Linked DNA regions of Homo sapiens: region 2 is linked to region 1. A link is an interaction called in ENCODE POLR2A ChIA-PET data of the cell type or tissue named here. Cell type or tissue: A673. All regions are shown on one strand. Links, peaks and the distances in the headings refer to the core of each region. The heading gives the core; the rest is flanking DNA.

Evidence for each region. Peaks named below come from ENCODE experiments on the same cell type or tissue, not always from the same donor. Only the 100,000 strongest peaks of a DNase experiment are listed, where the experiment ranks them.
Region 2: POLR2A ChIA-PET joins it to region 1 with 23 read pairs; 2 of 35 experiments call an interaction of 5 or more read pairs at or near these places.

What each region holds. Positions count from the first base shown.
Region 1 is chr2:176,589,480-176,592,386 of GRCh38, forward strand. LOC124907910 (a long non-coding RNA gene) reads left to right here. Exons shown (of 2, transcript XR_007087314.1): 2 at 1-452. Among named protein-coding and RNA genes, the nearest start is that of MIR1246, 10 kb to the right of the region's middle. RefSeq lists an enhancer at 1-481. In A673, for the core only: no CTCF peak of the experiment used is centred there; no DNase peak of the experiment used is centred there.
Region 2 is chr2:176,103,081-176,105,987 of GRCh38, forward strand. No RefSeq gene overlaps it. Among named protein-coding and RNA genes, the nearest start is that of HOXD11, 2.7 kb to the right of the region's middle. RefSeq lists an enhancer at 1,070-2,056. In A673, for the core only: a CTCF peak has its summit at 1,391; DNase peaks (open chromatin) are centred at 931, 1,291 and 2,361; H3K4me3 peaks cover 2,500 bases; H3K27ac peaks cover 2,500 bases.

The sequences.
Region 1 (2,907 bases), core at 197-2,696:
AAGTTCATGAAAAGGTCATGGAGCTGCGCTGACTTCCTCTGTGTGTGCATGGACGTGTCTTTGCTATTGATCCAGGAAAAGACCATTCTGTGGTTTTGTTCATTTTATTTTTAATGGAAACCTAATCAGTAATTATAAAATGTTTCTAGAAGAATTCACGCCTGAGTAAGTGAAGAAAGCTAACCTCATTTCATGCTGATTATTTAACCTTGGTCATAACTCCCAATTAAATGCATTTCTTGAACCCGTAACAAAGCAAAATATGGCACTTACTGGTCAGAAATTCAAAGCAGGAGAGAGAAAAAATGGCTTAATAGCTGGAAATAAAAACATCAGTGAATTTTTCTTATGGATTCCTTCATGTCAAATTCATATCATGAGTGACTCGCAGTTTTCCCTTTAGATCATCTTGGCATCATCGAGGAGCAAAAATAAAAATGATTTCTAGTATATTCTTGTGGTGATTCCTTCTTTTGATGCTGCCTGTCACTGTAAAAAGGGTTATGAATCTCTGGAAACCTGCTGTACTGTCGGCAGCATAGGCACCAGTTTTCAAATCAGACGTCAGTAACTGGAACAGTTGGAGGGTTTTAAATCTCTACGAGAAAACTATTGCCATTTACAAACAACAAGGATTGTACTGAAATGGTGAAAAATGCACTTGCGTCATATTTAGAATGATTGTGTGTGGGAGGATATAACAATACTTTTCAGGACTGTAAGCCATACGTATATTCATATCTTGTGCTATTTATCTTGTAGATATACAGCGCTGGGAGTTCTCTACTGCTAGCTGTTAGGCTCGTAGCATTGAGGAGGAAAGATCCCAAGGCTTGTCACTGCCGTATATCACTGCAGCTGTGCCCTTTGATTACACTGGGGCGCCACCAGTCATTAATAACAGGGAAAGCTTTTTGTCTGGCAAATGCATCACTGTACAGTCTTTTCTTAACACCTAGGCATCTTGGTGCGGTAGCAAAGGTAAATTAAAGATGAAGCTTGTTTATTTTACAGCCACACTTGTGAAAATAGAGGTGGCCTTTCCAGAACCATTCAGGAAAATGTATTTTTCCCTTGCCTTGTAAAATTGAAATATTTTCATATTTTGCATTTGCTGAAGGGAATCCTGTCATTAAGTCACTCAAACAAACAATTTGAGCACAATGTAGTTATGATTTTAATTCCATCACTGTCACACTCATTTGGCTACCAGAGGGTTACAAAACAAGCTATCATCCAAGACAACAATTACTGTATAGACTTAAAAACCCAAATGTGTTCCTGGTTGAAGATTCTTGAAGAGCATAATGTGAATGAAACTTGCATAGAATGTTTTCCAAATGCGGAAAAAACAACACAGTCAAACTTGATGCTTACTGAATGTGTGGCTTTGAAAGGCTGATGCCAGAGGCCTGTTTTCTAGGCAGTAGTGCTTTCCTATCAAAAGTAATCCCGAAGCTGACCAATTTCTGAGAAGCCTGATCCACAGTAAACTAACTCACAAGAAATGGGTTTATAAATGCCACCTCCCTATGTCAAATGTTGTACTCTTTTTTTTTTTTTTTTTTTTTTGAGATAGGCTCTCTCACTCTGTCACCTGGTCTGGAGTGCAGTGGTGCAATCACAGCTCACTGCAGCCACAAACCTCCTGGTCTCAAGAGATCCTCCCACCTCAGCCTCCTGAGTAGCTGGGATTACAGGTGCACACTATAGTTTTCATTTTTAAGGCAAATGACACTGAATTCCCTATGATGTTCATTATATAAAGTTTATTTTAAAATAATGTTAGGGAAAGAGGCAGTCTATTTAGAGAACATTATTAAGGAATTCAAAGTACAGAATAGGTACATGGTTAGGACAAAACACCATGATTGGCATATGCAAATTACCAAACTATTTACTAAAGTTTGGACAACACTATTAATCAACTTTAAAAACTGCCAGGATAATCATTCTAAAATATGAATTAAATCCCATCATTGCCTCTACATAAAATTGCTCAGCAGTGTTCCAGTATCTACAGGATCTGATGCCTGCCTCCTCTTCCAAACCTATCTCTGTCCTCAACCCTACTCACAACCAAATTCTGCCCCTTCTGTGAGAATGCCACTCCCTCCCCGAGGGTTCCTCCTTACCCCTTACCCCTCAAGACTCGACTCAAATGTGAAGACTCCAGCCCTCAACCCAAGCATTCAGGGCTCATTTGGTCACTATCCAAGGGTTCTGGGCTAAAAGCGGTGGGGACCTCAGGTGAGGATGGAGCAGTCCAGGAGTCAGGTAAGATGCTTCAGTGGAAATCACAGAGGTCTGCTGAGGTCAGCAAAGACTGATGTCTCCCCAGCATCCCTCCTGCTTCAGCCTGCTTGGTGCCTATGCTGTGATTGACTGTTTAAACCAGCCCTGGGGAAGACTGTGGGAGGAAGTAGGAAGGTTTGAGGGTCCTGTCTAATCCGTAATCAACCCTGGGCTGTAATATTTGCAAAGACCTTGAGGAGAAACCAAAAGTTAAGGCAGAAGACCCGTCAGAGAACCAAACACACAAGATGGGAATTGAGTGAAGAGGCTGCACCTTAGGCATCAGTGGGTAACTGAGTCTCCATTCACTCTGAGTCCTAGTGAGGCTGGACCTGCCAGCCAGTTCCAGGTCCTGTGCGAGCTGGAGAAGCTCCCCAGATGTGAGGGAGACCTGGTTGTTATTGGCCCCCACCATGGTGGGGCTGGGCCTAAAGAAGGCACAGCACAGTTAATGACCTTTGAGATCCCATCAAGGAGAAGCAATGTGTTCCCCAATAGGATTCAGGATAGATTTCCAGATAAGAACAGGATAAGCTTCCCAAAGCCAGGGGCTTATGTTTTAGAGCAGAGATTTCTTCTTCTTGGTGGTGATCACAGAGAGAGTGGCAATAA
Region 2 (2,907 bases), core at 304-2,803, 490 kb before region 1:
TTTTAGCTAGAGGAAGAATTAGCAAAACCACTAAATCACTAACACTGAATATTCAACATTTCAACTCCCTTTCCCAGAAGCAAATTTGGTGTATAATTGAAATTTTTAATTGTTCTTTAATTGTATACACACACACAACTATATATACCTATATGTATATATATTCAATAGGAGAGAAAGAAGCAAGAGCTGCCAAGGCCCTATGGCTCAAAAGGATTCTCCACCTGGCTGGGCACATAGAGGCGATGGTACCCAGAGCAGGATCTCCAAGTCTGAGTCTGCATTCAGAGGTTTGCCTCCTCAAAAACAACTGAACAAAGGCTGAAGCCGCACTGAGCGCTCGGAAGGCTGGGGAAAGGAGGAGGAAAGCATATGAACTCAGATCCAGGCCTTAAGACAGAAAACACGGAGGCCGTTTCTTTCCAAAATATATCATTAAATCATCGTGTTCTTTCCCTTTAGCCTGGGATGAGTGGGGGGAGGGGATATTCATGGAGATCACTCCTCAAAGAAAATTAAATTATTCTAAATATAAAAGCGTATCTCTTGGTTCAGCAGTCTTTTCCAAATCTATCCCGTTTGCTATTTCACACAAATACAAAGACTCTGGTGTCTCCTTCCATAGCCCGGGTTCCCGCAGAGATTTGGAACCACTAGGAAATTTGTTAAAAAAAAAAAAAAAAAAAAAAAGCCGAAGAGAAAGGACGCTAAAATCTGAGTGCTCAACATTCCCTTCAGAAAGACAAATGTGTCCTCTGAAATGCTGCAGTCCAAGCGGGCCTCTTGACCAAGAAAACAGTTTTAAAACGAGAAAAAAACAGCTTCATCTGGCATTCAATCAGTTGGGAACTCAGAGGGCGGCGGGGAAGGGGGGACGCTTTTAAGGCCTGGGGGTTCTCCCCCAGGGAGGCGGGCTGAGGAGGCTTCCGGGATGCCGGCGGGTGGAAGAGAAATCTGGAACCGTTGTAAATATTCATGTGGGGGGATGCCCCTTCACCCTTCACCCGCCTCTCCCAGCTGCATTCCCCCCTCAGTGATAGTGGGGGAGGGCAAGGCGACTGCCCCACTGTCCTTAGACAAAGGTGATCTCCCCATATTTTTGTTCTCCAGTCGCTTGACTTAAGAAGTCCATTCCGAAGGCTCTGTAGGGAAGGAACTGGCTCTGGGTGTTTTCCCTGCATTTCTCTTCTTTCGTTTCTTAAAAGAGCATAAATAATTAAAGTTTGGCAGGGAGGAAAAGCTTTCTTGCAGAACTGTAGTGGCAATAAATGAAATGACTCAGAATCCCTTCCCCAGTCAGCTTTTACGAGAGCTGCCAGACAGTGTCTGTTCACGTTCTCCAGATACCAGGGGCGCCCTGACAAAGTTAAGGTCAAGTTAGTGTCTTATCTTGGGTGACTCAAAATCACCGCATCGCGTCCTGGCGCTGTGCGGAAAGCTCTTTCTCGCGGAGCGGCTGGCTGCGCCCCGAAGGCCTGGTGCGCTCCCTGCGTTTCGGGTGGGGCCGCGCAGGCAAGGACAAGGCCACAGAGTCGGGGTCTTCACGGTAGGTTCTCGAGCGGGACGCGCGGGTCCGGAGGCTGCGGTTTTCCCTGGGTTTGGGGAATGGGGGTAGGAACTAGGAGGGAGCTGGGGCCAAAGAGCCAAGCGGGCTGGGACTGGAATGAAAGCGCTCTGGGTTGTGGAGTGGGTCGGGGGGCAAGGGTCCGCGCTAAGGAGCCGAAAGGGGCCGGCCGCCCCCTTCCCCTATGCACCGGCGCGCCACTGCAGATGGCTCACCCTCCCCCGCCAAATCGCTGCTCCCGCCGGAGCTGCCGTCGCCATGTCGTTGAACTTGAATGGTTCGTCCTCCCCTTTTCCCTCTTCGGCGGTCAGCAGGCTCCATACTGGGGGCGCCGGGCTGCCTGCACCCCACCCCGTGCCGCCAGTAGAGAGAAGGTGCGAGAATTTTGCGAATCCCCAGACACATAAAGACCCGGGTTGAAGTCCTCGCAGCTGCCCTGGGTCCTGAGCTACCGCAGGGCCAGTGTGCAGCGTCCAGGGAGCCATTTTAGGAGAGAGATCCAGGGGCGTCGACCACGAGCCCGAAAGGGAGAGGCTTGGGCCTGGGATGGAGATGGGGAGGCAGATAAGTGTGCTGGGGGTCTGGGTTGAGGAGAAGAATGTCAGCTGGAATCTGGGCGGGGGTGCCAGCTGCGGGGAGGGAGCACACAAGATGGGCAGTTCTAGTTGGGGGAGGCTCGATGCCCTCCAGTCGCCACAGACCTATTTGCGCAGTGTTGGGGGAGGGAAGAAGACATGGGAAGGGGCGGAGGAAGGAGAGAGGAAGGGAGAAAGGGAGGGAGGAGAAAAAGAGGAAGGGGGGGTACATCAGCCAGAAAATAGATATTAGCTCAGACCACCCGCCTTTTCTCTGTCTGTCCGCACGGTGGGCAGAGCGCACAGCACCGGCACTGCAGCAGCCCGGGCCAGGGAGGGAACCAGCATCACAGCCAGCGCCGCCTGCCCTGGGTATAGGACTGAGGCCCAGGCCCCAGCGCTGGGATTGCCTGGGCGGAGGAATCTTGGGGAAAGGGGCAGCCTCCTGCCCTCGGTTCTGGGATTTGGGTTTGGGAAGAGACGGTTTACCTTTGAAAAGCGTCTGCTCACTCGGAGGTGGGATCCCAGGCCTTGCCTGGACCCATGGGCTAGGAGAGGGTCGCGGCAGGCTGGGAGGAGAGTGAGGCCTTGGGGGAGTGGATGGGGTGCCCCACGAAGAGTCTGCCTCAGAGCCAGGTGACACAGAGGGGCTCCAGGAGGGAGTCAGGCTCCGCTGAGAGCCCTTAGAGAGACAACCTATCTTGGGGGAGGGGCTGAAGTGACCATGCAGACCCAAGGGTACCAGAAGAGCCTCGGGGAAACGCGGCG